Regions from separate parts of the Mus musculus genome. Here region 2 is linked to region 1. Evidence: chromatin loops called from intact Hi-C (ENCODE). Cell type or tissue: heart. All regions are shown on one strand. Each heading gives the region's core, and the rest is flanking DNA. Links, peaks and the distances in the headings are about the cores only.

The links. Peaks named below come from ENCODE experiments on the same cell type or tissue, not always from the same donor. Only the 100,000 strongest peaks of a DNase experiment are listed, where the experiment ranks them.
Region 2: a loop joins it to region 1, with 1.8 times the contacts of the local background. A loop is called at or near these places in 5 of 42 quality-filtered maps.

What each region holds. Positions count from the first base shown.
Region 1 is chr9:123,364,038-123,372,598 of GRCm38, forward strand. It overlaps Lars2 (leucyl-tRNA synthetase, mitochondrial), which reads left to right and starts at 2,890. Exons shown (of 21, transcript NM_153168.3): 1 at 2,890-3,070; 2 at 7,818-8,066. The coding sequence starts at 7,836. In heart, for the core only: a CTCF peak has its summit at 3,760; a DNase peak (open chromatin) is centred at 2,864; H3K4me3 peaks cover 1,809 bases; H3K27ac peaks cover 1,179 bases.
Region 2 is chr9:123,154,176-123,162,736 of GRCm38, forward strand. It overlaps Clec3b (C-type lectin domain family 3, member b), which reads left to right. Exons shown (of 3, transcript NM_011606.2): 2 at 242-340; 3 at 2,572-3,257. The coding sequence ends at 2,972. It overlaps Gm23323 (a small nucleolar RNA gene), which reads left to right and starts at 8,196; the gene lies at 8,196-8,328. In heart, for the core only: CTCF peaks have their summits at 4,432 and 5,327; DNase peaks (open chromatin) are centred at 3,016, 3,706, 4,216 and 5,406; H3K4me3 peaks cover 208 bases; H3K27ac peaks cover 61 bases; H3K27me3 peaks cover 483 bases.

The DNA of each region.
Region 1 (8,561 bases), core at 1,878-5,877:
AAACAAACAAAAATAATCCTAGGATAGCTAAGACAATCTTGAACAATAAAAGAACTGCTGGATGCCCCACCATTCTCAATTTCAAAGCATATAAACAGATGTGTTGATCAATGGAATCAAATTGCAGATCCAGACATAAATTCATACACTTATGGACACCTGGTTTTTTGATAAAGAAGCCAGAAATACACAGTGGAAAAAAGACAGCATCTTCAACAAATGGTGCTAGTTAAACTGGATATCTGCATGTAGAAGAATGCAAATATAACCATATGTATCACTCTGTATAAAACTCAAGTCCAAGTGGATCAAAGATCTCAGCATAATACCAGATACATTGAACCTGATAGGGAAGACAGTGGGGAATAGCCTTGAATGCCTTGGTGTAATAGATGGCTTTCTGAACAGAGCACCAATAATGCAGTCACTAGATCAACAATTAATAAATTGGACCTCATGAAACTGAAAAGCTTCTGTGAAACAAAGGAGACTGTAGCCACCAGCGACCACAGGTTCCCGGGTTCCTGAAAGGAAACATGGGGTTTTGGATGGGAAAGGCTGCGAGAGAAATAACGAGCCAAGACAAAGTTCTGATCAAGGCCAATGTTTACTTAAGAGTCTGAGCTTATAAAGGGGGGGACCCATCCCCTACCACGCCAGGATCTTGTTGCTTTGTCAGGATAGTGTCAGGAGAACAGGTTCAGCCTCTCAGCTGAGGAAACCACAGACGTGGCAGTCAAAAGACTTTACCCAGGTCAGAAGACTCCACCCTAGGTGGACTAGCACTGTGGCAAGCCAGGTCTGAGCAGCCTGCTCAAGGCTGGGAGGAGGGCACAGAATTGGAAAAGATTTTTACCAACTCCACATATGATAGAGGACTAATATCCAAAATACATAAAGGGCCCAAGAAACTAGATATCAAAAAACAAACAAACAAACAAACAACAAACAAAAAAACCAGAAAAACAATAAAAGAAAAACAAAAACAAAAAAACCCAACAATTCAATTCAAGAATGAGGTACAGATCTAAACAGAGAGTTCTCAATAGAGTAGTCTAAAATGGCTGAGAAACTCTTAAGGAAATGCTAAATCAAAACTACTTCCTTCTTATACCTGTCTGAACGGCTAAGATCAATAACACAAGTGACAGTTCATGTTGGCCAGAATGTGGAACAAGGGAACCCTCTTCCATCATGGGAGTGCAAACCTGTATAGCTACTATGGAAATCAATATATTGATTTCTCAGAAAATTGGGAATCCATCTACCTCAAGACCCAGCGTACCACTCTTGGGCTTATACCCAAAGCATGTTCTATCCTACCTCAAGGATACTTGCTCAACCATGTTCATTGTTGTTTTTTTCATAGTAGCCAGAAACTGGAAACAATCCATATGTCCCTCAATAGAAGGATGGATAAAGAAAATGTGGTGCATTTTCACAATGGAGTATTTGCTGTAAAAAAAAAAAAAAAAAAAAAAAAAGTGACATCATGAAATTTGCAAGCAAATGGATGGATCTAGAAAAAAAAAAAAAAACCCCAAGTGATGTAACCCAGAATCTGAAAGATAAATATGGTATGTATTTACTTATAAGGGGATTTTAGGATTTTAGCCATTAAGTAAATGATAATCAAGCTACAATCTAGAAACAGAGAGGTTATGTAAAGAGGAGGGGTCTTGGGAGACATAGGAACCGACCTGGGAAGGTAGATTAGATTTTATGGGAGGATTGGGGGGGTGGGTGAGGATGGGAGGGGGTTGTGTGGGGGGAAAGAGTATGGGGAGAGTCAGCTGAAATTGAAGGAGGGCACTTCTGGGGGTGGGGGATGGGAAGCCAGTGCAGTGGAAACCTAGTGTGAACTGTATCAGGGCAATGGTGGCACAGAATTGGTTTCCAGGTGAGGTTTGATGCTGGTCTAGAACAACCTGGTGTTTTGAGCTTTAAATGATCAGGAGACTGTTTTTGTTGTCGTCGTTGAAGTCTTGGAAATGGACAAAAGCTTCCTATGTTTCCTGGGTGGCACACAGAATGAAGTTTTATTCTGTAGGAGTGTACACCCCTGCTGGTCTCCTTATGGACTGCATTGACCCATGTAAGGACAGAAACTAAGATGGAGATTATACATACAGTGACGGGATGGATTGTCTGTGAAGCTACAATTGATTTTAGCCCTGTAGGAAGAGATGGCACTCAGACATTGTTTCCCCCCTCCCCCCCCACCCCCCCGCTATTACTGGATAGCAACCATTTTGCACTATTTGCAAATCTCAGTACACTTCTCACATGTGGCCTTAAAAAGATTCTTCCTTTAAAAGATAGAGTGTAATTACACCATTGTTCCTTTGCAATTCCTTGATTTATTACAAGGCAAGAAGCTCTTGCTCCATGCAGTGCGTGCTGGGCGATGGGGCACATTAACCCCATAAGGAAGGAGGTCAGACAGCTTGTTTTCCTGTCAGTACATTTTGTTCCCCGCTCTACTCCGGGCTAGGTAATTCTCCTCCTGGGGCTAGAAGATCACCTGATATGATGGATGAAAAGTGCTTCAATCCTCACCAGGCCCATAATGGATCAAAAAGTCAGACAAGCCAGCCCAGTAGCAGCTTCTGTGACGCTGAGATTCAAACCCTGGCCTTGAACCACCCCAGAGCTCTTTTAACCACCTGTCACTTCATCCTTTAGCATCTCCCTCGTTTCTGTTCTAATTGTAAGACCGGGACAATCCGGTAAGCAGAATTTGTACCGATAGCAGGCGTAGAGGGCGAGGCCTGGGCGGGGTCAGCCCTGGGCGAGCAGCTTGGGGGCGGAGTCAGCGCTGTCTCTCCCGCATCTCGCCTTTCCCTCTTGGCTCCGCCTCTCCTGTCTGTGTCCGCGGCCTCCCCTTTCGATAAAGTTGTTGTTTTGCCAACATGGCGGCGCCCAGAGTGACTGGCTGGGTCTTGCTCGTGTAATGCTTGGGGAACGAGGCAGAAGGTAGCAGCTGGCCAGACAGAGCCTGAGCGCAGAAAGCCCCGCCTGGGGCTCAGGAAGACGAGAGACAAGCCCCGCTTAGCCCCCGGAGCTGAAGGTGCGGACAGGCTCGGGAGTCCCGGGACCTTGGAGTTTGACAAAATGGGAAAAGCTCCGAGATTCTAGTCTATAGGCTCTTTCAGCCATGGACCCTGTTGACAGCTCCGGACTCTTGCTCGGAGAACGCACATCTTCACATGGCTTTGTATTCGAATTCTCCTCTACTACTCACCTCCCCCCGGGTGCCTGGATCTTCTCTTCGGGGTTGGGGGTTTGGACCCAGAAAAGGACCATCAGTACTACATCTTTGGGGGACCCACAGTATTAATTAGGACCCGCAGGTCTTCACAAGTCGCCTGGATCTTAACAGGCTCACAGCTTACAGAGAAGGTGGAGTTCCAGATACGAAATAACTTGCCTGAGATCCTGCAGGAAATTAGAAGTAGCGTGTGTGTGTGTGTGTGTGTTTAACATTAGTATTTTACAAGACATGTCTGCTGACATTTGTGTTTTTAGAAGACATGTTTGTTGGGGTGAGGTGTGTGTTAACTTACTCGTTTTGTTTGTATCCACACCAACCTCTGCTAAAATGGCTGCTTTTGATGCCAGGAAGAGGCAATGCCTATTAAGACTTCAGTAGACAGGTACTTGAAATGGCCCAGAGCTGTGCCTAGTAAGTAAAAAAAGAACAGAAGATGGTTGAAATCTAAAAGTTCTGTAAATTCATAGGCATGAGCACAGACAATTTGTTCTTAGTCTCTTCCCCTAGTGGAGAGTCTGAGGGTGATCTTGGACCTATGCCTAAGGGTTTGGGGTTTATTTTTATTTTTTATTTTGCATTGCTCAGGATGGAACCAATGGCCTCAAACAGTGTCAGGGAATTACTCTACCACTAAGCTATATCTCCAGCCCCCACATTTACAGTATTTACTTGTTTTATTTTGTTTTTGGTGCTGGGTATTGAACTGATGTGCTGAGCATCTGTTTTATATATCTAGTCTTTGGATTTTCTTAACAAATCTGCTTTTGTTTTAAGACTTGTTTTTAATTGTGTGTGTGTGTGAGTGTGGGTGCCCATATAGGCCAGAGGCATCAGATCTTCCTGAAGCTGGAATCATAGGCATTGTGAGTCACCCACTGTGAGTGCTGGGGACCAAACGGGGATCCTGTACAAGAGCGGTGTGCTCTCTTAACTGCTGTGCCATCTTTCCTGCCTCTTCTTTATTTGTTTGTTTAAAGACAGAGTCTCGCTGTATAGCCCAGGCTTCCCTACAGCTCATGGTAGCCCAGGTTGTACTGGAACTCTTGACAGTCCTCCTACCTCAGCCTCTCAAGCTACTGGCATTCCAGGTGTGAGACATCACAGTTTCTTAACTCCTCTGGCATACATACATTGCCAAATTGCTTCAGAGGTGTTCTTAATTTGCATCTACCAATAGTGTATACACATAATTGTTTTCATTAAAACTATAAGCAAGATATTTAATTGTATTTATTTCTTTGATTAGTTGTAAAGTTGATTTTTTTTTCATGTTTCTTAGCTTTTGTCCTCTGTCTTATCCCTCACTTGGGGCACCAATCCCCCTTTTCTGGTGCTGTGGATTGAATCCAGAGTTTTAGACTTGCAAAGCAAGTGTTCTACCACTGCGATATACTTCCATGCTTATATCTTTGCCTATTTTAAACATGTTTTTGGGGTTCTTTCCTCATATGTGAACTCTTTATGGAGTTGTATAACCTTTTGTCATTGTAGTTTGGAACAAATACTTTTCTTCAGCAAATTGTTTACTCTTTAGCAATTTGTTCAAACTTTTTCTTTCTTTTCTTTAAGACAGGATCTCACTGTGTACCTGTGTAACTCAGGCTGGCCTTGGACTTAAGATCCTCTTGTCACAGCCTCCTTAGTGCTGTGATTACCAACATGTTTCACCCCACCAACTTACACATTTTTGGTATATAGATATTTCATGGTTTTGGAGTAAGACCGATTAATTGTGGTACTTTAAAAAATTCCTATTAACTAAGTTTGATGGTTTGTGGTGCCTGTAAGCCTAACATTTGGAAGGCAGAAGCAGGGATATCAGGAGTTCAAGGTCATCTTTGTCTGCAATGCTAGTTCAAAGACAGCCTGAGCTAGATGAAACCCTGTCTCAAATTCCCACATCCCTTCAAAACAGTGGGATTTATGCCAGTTTATGGCTTGCGTTGGAGCCCTAATTTAAATTTTTCTCAAATACATTGAGCAATCAATCATTTTCAGAGTTGTGGTGGTGCACATGTAATCCCATGAGGAGGCTGAGGCAAAAGAACAAAATTAGAGGCTAGCCTGGGCTATATAGTGATATTCTGTTATTTTTGTTTTCATTTGGATGTACATATGTGTATACATAAGTACACACATTGGAGCCCAAAGGTCAATGTTTGACGTTTAAAAATTATATTTATTTAATTAATTCTTTTATGTGTCTTTTTGTATGTGCCTGAGTTCATGTCTGTGTATCATATGTGTGCAGAAACCCTTGGAGGTCAGGAGACATCAGATCCCTTAAATTGGAGGTATAGATTGTTTGAGCTGCCCTGGGAGTGCTCTGTAGGAGCTGTAGTACTCTTGTAAAATAAGCCATCTTTCCAGCTCCCCAGTGTTAGATGTCTTTTATCTCTCTCTCTACATTAGTTTTTCACTGAAACTGAAACAGTAATTGGCTAACATAGGTGGTCAACAAGCTCCAGGGGTCTTCTTGTTTCCACAAGCCGCACCCTCAGTGCTGGGGATAGAAGCACAGTGCCACCATACATGTAGGGCTTTTTATGTGGGTGCTGGGGATCTGAATGTAGATCTTCATGCTTATGTAGCAAGCACTTTGCCCACTGAGCCACCTAAGCCACAGAGACAGTTCCTTATTACTTTCTGATCTGCATGTGTTTTTCTTTATGAAGTTTAATTGCATTATTTATTTGTTTGAAGGCATGTCTGCCATGGCCACGTACAAAGGTCATGGGACACACCTCTCCACCCTGTGGTCTTAGGGATCAAACTTGGGTTGTGAAGTTTGGTAGCAGGAGCCTTTACCAGCTGAGCCATTTACCAGCATTCATCATGAGCTTTAAATTCTTGTATATACTCCGATCTATTTTACTGGTTTTTAGTTCATTGGTTTAAGCAAAGGAGAAGTCGTTAGAGAGCCTGGTGCAATGTAAAGCACCATGTTCGGCCAGCAGTAAGTGTTACTGTGCATTCGTGTTGCTCCTGTTGATGATTGCCCGTTGGCACTTTACCCACCATGATGGGGAACAAGTCCCAAACAGCAGTTCAGGTCAATTTGTATTTTATTTTCCTATTACTATTTATTTATGAAAAAGAATAGTCCAGAATACTCTCCTTATGTGCCATGTAGGAAGGAAATGTTAAATATCTGTCTGGGTGCCTTCTGCTAACAGTCTTTGACTTATTGTGGTTTCAGAATGTTTACTTAGTAAGAAAAACCATAAAATCCCTGACTCACATAGATAGTTCTAATAATATACAAATCTAAGCCCTAAAAGAAATGCAATTGCCTTCCTTATATAAAGTTGGCCATATAGAATTGATGATAGCCAGCTTCATGTAGTTCATTCTATTTCCTATATAGTCATATTGACCTATTTTAGAATATCCAAACCCAACTGATAGGGGATTTTCTTTGCTATGGATAGAATCCAGGACTTGGCACTTGGTAAGCATATGCTCTGTGTCTTACACACCCAGCCTGGGACTCCTTGGCTATGTTTGTAGTGCTTGGAACAGTGTGTAGACCTAATATCATTCAATAAGTATTTGGCAAACGAAAAACCAAATGAATACATAGTTTTCTAAGTAATGTTTATTTCTTGGCTTAGCCTATAAGGGTCTGTACAACTCATAACACACATGTACACACATGCACACAACTATACATATGAAAAATGTTAATTTTGTTCAGAATTTGTAGTCCTTCTGGGAGACCTGCGCTCAGATCCCTTGTGGTATGTGAGTGCATAGCTAAGTCAAGATGTGCTTAGAGTTCTTCTGGAGTTCAGAGAGATAGCAATTGATATGCTAGATAAATTAGAGGGAGGGATTCCACTGTCTCCTATGCTGTTGGAAGGGTGTGTGTTAACTGGCCTTTTGGAGGCCTCCCTTTTTTCTGTGAGGGTTTTGTGTATTTGGTGTTTGCAGCATGAATTACCTTTATATTTTCTTTTTCTTTCTTTCTTTCTTTTTTTTTTTTTTTTTTTTTTTTTTTTTTTGGTTTTTCGAGACAGGGTTTCTCTGTATAGCCCTGGCTATCCTGGAACTTACTTTGTAGGCCAGGCTGGCCTCGAACTCAGAAATCCACCTGCCTCTGCCTCCTAAGTGCTGGGATTAAAGGCATACGCCACCACTGCCCAGCTATATTTTCTTTCTTTTTTTAAAAAAAGATTTATTTATTTTAAATATGTGAGTACACTGTTGTCTTCAGACACACCAGAAGAAAACCATCAGATCCATTACAGATGGTTTTGAGTCACCATGTGGTTGCTGGGAATTGAGCTCAGGACCTCTGGAAGAGCAAGTCAGTACTCTTAACCACTGAGCCATCATCTCTCCAGCCCACCTTTATATTTTCTAATAAAAAGTTTGTATCTAATTCTACAGAACTTCTAAAATGTTCTGTTAGGAAATGATTACCAAAGGAAGAAGAGAAATCATGCGAGCAGGCAGTAAATGCTGAGCTGTGTCGATCAGGAAGACCAATCTTGAGAGGTTCTGGGTGGTGAATATCATGCTCCTTTGCCCTCTTTTCTAGGGTCTTCTCTCCTGAAGAATGGCATCCACTTGTCAGAGGCTGAGTTTCTATGTCTCTCCTCTGAAAAGGCAGCTAGTTAGCAGGCCACCTGTCATCCTGTGGGAAAGACTAATTCCAGGGTGTTCCAGAAGTATCTACAGTGCCACCGGGAAGTGGACAAAGGAGTACACACTGCAGACAAGGAAGGATGTGGAGAAGTGGTGGCACCAACAGATAAAGGAGCAAGCGTCCAGAGTCTCAGAGGAAGATGTGAGTATTCTAAGAGGGCAGATGCCAAACACCTGATAAGCAGCATCCTAAGGGAGGAAGAGTTTTCATGGTTTACAGTTTGAGGGGATGAATTCCATCATGGCACATCAGGTAAGGCCTGGCAGACTGTCAACAATGTGAGGTGGCTGGTGCATCTGTAGTTAGGGAGCAGAGAGTGGACTGGAAATGGGGCTGAACTATATAGAACCTCGACTTCAGCAAAGCTCTACCTTCTAAAGCTTCCACAACCTTCCCAAATGGCACCACCAGCTGGAGGCCAAGTGTGCAAGCACATGGTCCTATGGGGACATTGTACATTCAATCCACATTAGTAGAGAAGAGGAGCTAAGGACTTGGACTCTGGGCTCACACTGCTTGGTTTAGGATAAGTTATTAGATGTGTGGCCTTAAGCCAAATAACTAAGTATCTCTGTGCTTTCCTTTTCTTACCTAAAATGGAGGGTGATAATAGCACTCACTTGGTTCCCAGGAGGA
Region 2 (8,561 bases), core at 3,014-7,013, 210 kb before region 1:
CTCAAGTCCTGCTAATCCCAGCCCCACCATGACAAATGCAGGATAGAGAAGCCTGAGAGAAACCAGGAACAGGCAACAAGGTCCCACTGGAGGGTGAGTTCCTGAGACAGAGGACAGAGGAAGGAACACCAAGAGATCTAGGCTGGGAGAAGGAATTTCCTCTTGCTTCTTTGGGGCTGGCAGATGGGGAAGGGAGCATCTGCCTACCTTGGGTTTTCATTGTCTCATGCCTCTGTCGTAGATTTGGTGAGCTCAAAGATGTTCGAGGAACTCAAGAACAGGATGGATGTCCTGGCCCAGGAGGTGGCCCTGCTGAAGGAGAAGCAGGCCTTACAGACTGGTAAGTGCAGGATAGCTGTTTGGAGGAACACACACTTAAGAAGGGGTAACAGGCAACCTGAGGAAGAAGGCTGTTTCCATCCAGTGCCAAGCTCAAGAGCCCTCACATGCTTCCTCAGGGAAGGTTGCCTTACTTACATCTGTAAGACCCACCCAGTCAGGCATAGTTGGGTAGGTCACAGCTAGAGGGTATGGAGGTGCTCCAGAGGCCAGAAGGCACTCCAACAGGAACCTAACACTGTCCAGTGGAAGTGAGCTTTCTGGAGTCGGGCCAGTCACAGAGGAACTGTACTCAGTAGCCTGACAGCCCTGGGGCATACTGCTGCATACCTTCTCCCTGCCCATCCCTCTGCATCTCTGAGCTTTACAGATGGTCTCTGAATCTCAGCAACCAGGCCAGCATCTGTCAGTCCCAGTATAAAGATCTGCCAGCTGACGGGGGCTGGAGAGATGGCATAGCTATTGAGGATGCTTGCTTTCACAGAGGACCAGAGTTTGATTCTTATCACCACATCTGGTGGCTCACAACTGCCTGTAACTCCAGTTCCAAAGGACCTAACGATTTCTGTCCTCCATGGGCACTTCATGTCACATGCATTAACCCCCAACACTACCAACACTACCAACACACACACACACACACACACACACACACACACACACACACACTTTAAAAATAAAAATAAGGCATGGTAGCTCATGTCTTTAATCCCAACACTCAGGAGGCAGATGTAGGCGAATCTCTGTGAGCTCAAGGCTAGCCTGGTCTACAAAATGAGATCCAGGCTACTCAGGGTCATACAGTGAGACTCTATCTCAAAAACAAAAACAAATAATAATAAGATAAATAAAAAAAATAAAATCTTGGAGCTGGAGAGATGGCTTAGTCATTGAGAGCACTAACTGCTTCTCCATAGAACCTGAACCAGTTCCCAGCACCCACATAGTGACTCATAGCCATCTATAATTCTAGCTCCAAGGGATTTAATGCCTTCTGTCCTGAGGACAACCCCACACAGATGTGATATACACTCACACAGGTACATGTATATACACATAAAAAACTTCTAAAAATAAAATATTAAAAAAATAAAAGATGGTCTGAGGCAGAGGGATTCTCATGGTCACCCAGCTGGGGAGTGGCAAAGCAGGACCAGGGCCTCATAGCTTGGGCACTCTAGTGGCCAGGAGAGCCAGCTTTTACTTTCTTGCTTGGGGAAGCCTAAACAGACTGGACATCCACTCTGCCAGGCCAGTCCTCTTTCAAGTTAGTTGTCCCTCTCCATCACGGTCATCTTGCATGTGTCTATTCTCATTCTCTACCCACCCTGTGACCTTGCTCTGTTCTATAGTGTGCCGTGAGCATACCTTGTGTGTGCTTGGCTCTGGGCTGTGTATACGATGCATCTGTGTGTTGTGGGTGTGCTTTAGAGTCTGTGACTAAACACTTCTATGAGGCCTAGCTGTCAAATCCCTCAGGGACATGGGAATGTTTCTCTTTAATATTCGCTGGGTGGAATGGCTAAGTGCAAGGGGCAGGGCCAATATGGAGCTCTGACATATGTGACCCCGCAGCAAAAACCACACACTCCATCTGTCTGATGCAGAAATTAAGCTAAACACAAGCTGCAACATCAAGCTCACCATGGGCACCTTCCTCCTAACCTGGGAGACCAGTGTTGCACTGAACACTCTAGTTTAGAGTAGTTTTTGAAATGGCCATTCCTTACCATCTTTTTTTTTTTTTTTCCACAAATGCTCCTGAAGTCCCAGTTCCACTCACCCAGCCAGGGACCTGGTCTGAGCAGAGGTCCCCTGTGTTGATCCCCTGTGTAGAAGCTTGCTGGCCCTCAGACAGGAGTGGTAGATACTAAGTAACCAGAGTGGGGTCTCTAGTTCTAGTAGGTAAATGTCTAGCAGTATGAGCTAGTAGCTTGATCCCAGGGAGGGGAAACTATCAGGGACCAGGTGACTTCTTCACTCCCTTTATCTCTGGAAGTCAGTGACCCTGGCTAGGTCGCCCTTTGCAGCAGAGGTGTGTCCATTCCAGGAGCAGGGCACCATGTCCCTTCTTACTGGGCTCTTCAGGGTCTGCCACAGCAGGGTCCTGAGGCGAGAGCAAGCAGGCTTCAGGAGATGGATGGGATGGGGTGAAGGGTGGGAGTCAGCCTGGAAGAGGTCTCTTGGCCTCGGAGCATCCAAACCTTCTGTGACAGCCATCTCTCCCTTCAGTGTGCCTGAAGGGCACCAAGGTGAACTTGAAGTGCCTCCTGGCCTTCACCCAACCGAAGACCTTCCATGAGGCGAGCGAGGACTGCATCTCGCAAGGGGGCACGCTGGGCACCCCGCAGTCAGAGCTAGAGAACGAGGCGCTGTTCGAGTACGCGCGCCACAGCGTGGGCAACGATGCGAACATCTGGCTGGGCCTCAACGACATGGCCGCGGAAGGCGCCTGGGTGGACATGACCGGCGGCCTCCTGGCCTACAAGAACTGGGAGACGGAGATCACGACGCAACCCGACGGCGGCAAAGCCGAGAACTGCGCCGCCCTGTCTGGCGCAGCCAACGGCAAGTGGTTCGACAAGCGATGCCGCGATCAGTTGCCCTACATCTGCCAGTTTGCCATTGTGTAGTACAGCCGCTACTAGCCCAGCCCGGAGCGGAGGGGCTGGGCCTGGGCCAGGGAGGGGTGTGAACCACAAAGAGCAGAAGGCTGTTGAAGGGTGGGGCTTGTGAGCTTGCTATATGGGCGGGGTGGGGTGGGGGGGCGTTGGGGCTGAGCTGAACATTGGTGAGTGGGGCGGGCCTGGTGGTTCTCAGGGAGAGACAAGTTGTTGCAGGGCCCAGAGGGGCGGGGAGACCTTCTGTTCCTCTCTCTGCTTGGTTTTTGCAAATAAAGTTGGTGCAGAATTCCTGAAGTTGGGGGCTGGCGAGATGGCTCAGTGGTTAAGAGCGCCGACTGCTCTTCTGAAGGTCCCGAGCTCAAATCCCAGCAACCACATGGTGGCTCACAACCATCCATAACGAAATCTGATGCCCTCTTCTGGAGTGTCTGAAGACAGCTACAGTGTACTTACATATAATAAATAAATAAATCTTAAAAAAAAAAAAAAAAAAAAAAAAAAAAAGAATTCCTGAAGTTGGCTGGTCGGCAGATTAGGGCGGGAAGAAGATCCCAGGAGCCTGGCCCCAAACCCAGGAGAGCCTTAGTCACATTTCCAGTCTGCTTTCTGTAGAGACTAATTCCCTCTGCTGGACTACAACACACACTCCAATTCTGGCAGGCATGTTTGGGATATGGGGTGGGGCTATCCCTTCTCTTGTTGGGGATCCATCTGGGAGAAACATAGGCATGCAGGGGGCTTTTGTGGAGTAAAGGATGAGTGGAGTATCAAGCCTTCCCAAGAAGATTCCCATCTGCCTCTATTGTCCCAGGAGGCTGGTCCAGGAGCCAAATATAACAGTTGCCAACACTGCCTGGCTAGTGTGTTCCTTTCCCTCCCACTGCTTACAGCCAGCCAGGGGTTCCACATTGCTTCTTATCAGCACAGAGAATCACTGAGCCTACCATACTGCAGGAACTTATATGTAGTCTGGTTTATTTTTTTTTCACCCAGGACAGTATGTGTTGTTATAACCGGGCTGATTCTACAGGCCTGGGCCTTCCCACCACCATGGAATACTGGTCTCACATGACGAGAACTCTCCAAAAATGAAACACAGTAGCCTCATGCCTCCCCTTCCTCAAGTGGCTTATAGTGTGACCTGGCCTAGACCACCTCTGTGGACCCAGCTCTGATGATAGTGTGATTGACTGGGGCAGGAGAAAGCTTGTATGGAGCTGTATATGTCACCACCAGACTGCCTAGCACTGGGACATCGTTGTATGGGATTCAAGTCATGGGCAGAGTGAGGAGCCACAGCTGTTAGTGTTAAGAGTGAAGCCTGTTCTCGGGATGGTCAGCCAGCTAAGAGCTCTGATTCCAAAGAGTTCTGGTCAGATTTCTTTAACCACCATTATGGAAATCGTGCTGTTCCCAAGAAGCTGTGGGTCTTGGTAGAAAGGCGATCTAGGCAGGTGATAAACATTGCCTTTTTCCATCGGAAGAGGGCAGTGTGGCAAAGAGAATGATTTCCTGTTCATCAGCTTGTAGTGTTTCAGGGTTAGAACACCTGCGCACTCCAAACTCAGTCCACCTGACCTCCCAGCTGTGTCTTCCTTCCTTCCTTCCTTCCTTCCTTCCTTCCTTCCTTCCTTCCTCCCTCCCTCCCTCCCTCCCTCCCTCCCTCCCTCTCTTTCTTTTTAAAGAAAGAAACATTGCATTGTCCAGGTCGACTCTGGGTTTGAGTTCCAGGTTTCATTCAGGAAATCCTCCCTCCGCAAAGGCCAACCCCCGATCTTCCCGTGGTGGGCTGCTCTAAGACCCACTGAGAATCATTTTGCTAATTTGTTACTTTTCAATCCTTTGCAAAGAGCCTAAGTTGTTAGCTGATCACTATACAAGATACTTTCCAATGATGAAACCCTTTTGACCTGTACCTTAAAAGTCTCTGAGGTTTCAACACTGTCATAAAACAGTTTTCAGTCCTACCAATTTAGTCACCCCAACAGTTTCCATTTTTATTTTTCGCAAGTGCCGGTGGAGGCATTTGTTGTAGCTGTAGTTCAGTGTTGTAATGATTGCTTAGCATGCCTAAGACTTTGGGTTTAAACTCCAGCGAAACATAAACACACAGAATGAATGAATGAATGAATGAATGAATGAATGAATGAATTTAAAAGGGGAGACAGCACTTGGTGTTGGTGTGTTTGTGATTGGAAATACAGAATTGTATAAAAATACAATTCCATTCGGAGTTTTCGGGTTATTTCTGAGGCCTGATGCCAGTTTCTTCCTTACTTGCTTTTCACGAGCCAGTGACCCATGAGCATAGGTTGTTATATCAAGTTGGATAAACCCACTCTCAGAACAACTCCCTCCTTCTCCACCAAGAGGCGCTGTTGTCTCATGCACTGTGAATACAGCTACACTAATACAACTCTTTACATTGCTACAGGAAAGGTTAAGGTCTCTCAGCTGGCTGAAGATGAACTCTGTGAGATTCTGTCCTCTGTAGAAAGCAGCTGGGTGCAAAGTACGCCTCCAAACAGTCCACTAGCCTAAACCCGGGGCCTAAGATGGCCAAGCACCTGCCTTGCTCGCTCTTCCCCACCCACCCAGCTCCTGTGGTGTAATTCTTGGGTTTTGAAGTTCAGAGACAATAGGACGAGGTTGGTCTTGGTCCTTCGAGTTGCTCTTCTATTTTTGTGTTAAGAGTAGCGCTAAGCTGGGCTGGAGAGATGGCTTAGTGTTTAGGACCACTGGCTGCTCTTCCAGAGCTCCTGAGTTCAAGTCCCAGCTCACACATGGCTACTCACCACTACCGGTAACTGTAGTTCCTTGGAATCCGATGCCCTCTTCTGGTGTGCAGATGTACATACAGGCAAAATACTCATATACATAATAAACAAACAAACAAACAAACAAAGCTAAGCAATGTAGTAGGAAAGTGGTTTTGGATGAAGACAGGCAAGTTTAAATACCAGGTCAATAGCAAGGGTAATTTGAGCTTGCTCTAAATGTTAGGGTTTTCTTAACTGGGTAAACCATGAACTAGCTTTTTAGTTCTTTTACAGTAGTAGCTCTGGGTTAGGAAGGAATTCTTGACTTAGAGTCCAACTCTGCAGCTTTCTAGTCCTGTGGCCTTGGGGGAAGACACAGACTCAAAACCGTGGTTTCTTCTGTTCCATTTGCAATAGAGAACACTGGGCTGCTAGAGCCAAGCTCAAAGGCAGGGCCAGCCAAAGTGAAAATGTAGTCCTCTGAACTCTACAAAAGCAAGGAGTAGCCAGGGAGGCAGAAGGACCGGGTTGTGGTTGTGGAGTGGATCCACAGATGTGTCTGAGTGAAGGACACAGCCTCCATAGAATATACCATCTAGAGTGCAGAGATGAGGAGGAAATATTTCTGCCTCCACCCTCATGTGCTTCCCACGGGTGACCTAACCCCTGATGTCATAGGAGATCCAGGCAATGCTGTCTCATTGCCTGGGCAGAACCTTTTGCATATCAGATACCATCTGAGAACAAAGTGGACAGAGTTGGAATCCAGGCTCCATCTAGTCCGTGTAGTGCTCTGACATCCACAGTGTTCCACGGTTCCCCGAGAGCTGATGCTTATGTGCACTGGAAACACAGAGCATAGGAGTTAGAGGTGTCCTTAACGTGTTTTATAGTTTAAACAACAGCAATCATTCTTTTTAATTTCTCCAGGTCATACTTTCTAGGTGGAATGTCTCTGAGATGTCAATATGCAGACTTCTAGAATGTTCTCTCACTGTTTCTATCCAGTGTTTATGAGGAACTTTTCTACTGACCGTTGACAAAACTCGGAAAATTCTGAATAAAGAAAATTCAAATTCCAAACTCCACTGACAGGATGGCTGGACAGGCGTGAGCATGTCTGCCTTGGATGTCACTGAGTGCAAAGTATTTTGCTTGGCATCAGGGCTTAACGTCCAAGCCTTTTGTGAATTGTTTTTGTAACTTCTGCAAGGTATGTGTGTGGTGGGGTGCTTGTCATTTCAATCAGTAACAGGTTGTGATTCTGCAGGCACCGAGTGAGACTTCTCCAGTTTCAGCAAAACTCTGAACAGAAGTTATTCTTCAGGCAGCCTGACTTCAGCTGCTCTGTATTAGGTCAGGGCTGTCTGAGCTCTGCTCTACTGGATTGGCTCAGCGAGCTTCTCCATGGGGAAGCTCACAATGCAGATGTCTACCGAGCAGGTCTTTGTAGAATGTCCCTCACTTGATGCCCACTCAAGATGCCTATTCCACTGGTTTTCTTGCAAAAGGTCCTAGAAGCCAAGAAGAGCTCCTGAACCTCAGCACTGTTGCTGTTGCTGGCTGAGTGGACACTTGGGTATGGGGCATTCTGTGTGTTGAAGGCTGTTAGCAGTGTTCTTGACCTCTGCCCACCCAAAACATCAGTAGCTGCTCCCATTTGGACAACTATATTGTCTGAAAACATGGCCAATGTGACCTGTGGCCCCAAATCACCCCTGATGAAGGGAGCCACTGAAAGACCCATGAAGCACTAGCTAAGATGGTTTATGATTAAGATTTCAATTCTGTCCTTTAATATGAATTATCAGGAAAGCACATTCCTACATTAAAACTCAGGATATATAATGGAGGCTCTTAAAAACCTCTCAGAGGCAGCCAGACCTCTGAGTTCTGAGTTTGAGGCCAGCCTGGCTTATAGAGTAAGTTCCAGGACAGCTAAGGCTACACAGAGAAACCCTGTCTTGAAAAACAAACAAACGAACAAACAACAACAAAAATCTCTTGCTGAGTCAGACATGATGGCACACATCTTTAATCCCAGAACTAGGAAGGCAGACACAGATCTCTGAGTTGGAGGCCAGTCTGGACAGTGAGTTCCAGGACAGCCAGGGTTACACAGCAAAAAATCTGTCTTGTAAAGCCAAGCAAAACAAAACCAAACAAAGCAAACAAAACAAAGTCTCAGCTTCGATCCAGGATCAGACACCCTGAAATCCTATCCTTTGGTAAGCAGATATAGGAAGACTGCAAGTTTAATTCTTCCCTGGCTGACATAAAGAGACTTATCTCAAAAATAAATAAATATAAAACAGCCACATTCCCTTGCATTTCTCTGTTTCTCATGATATAGGCTCCCCCACCCCTTTCTTCGCAGCCACTTCCTTTTTGAAATCTCCCTCACATACGACCCCATCTCAGCATCTGCCTCTTGCAGGCCCTGAACAGATCCAGTGATTAAGAAACTTGTACCTTTTCCCCTAGAAGTGTTGCAGTGAGTGGCTCCTGTGTCACATGTGCATCAGTAGGTGGCAGAGAGGAGAGAGGCTGTGTCTATGCTCATCGTTCTGACCTGGAAATATCTGAATGATTAGTAGCCTAACACTCCCTGAAGAAAACAAGCCTGAGATGACCCCTGCCCAGCACCATAATGCAAGAATAGGACACTGCACTCCTGAGGCCACTCCTGAGATGACTCCAGACACTCAAGAGACCCCAGGCACCACTAAGAGGAGCAAGTAAATGGTGGAGAAATGAAAGAGAAAGAGAAACAGAAGGACGTGGGCACAATGGAGAGAGGCAGAACTGGAGACTTGAGGGTAGTGAGGAAAAGCTTGTT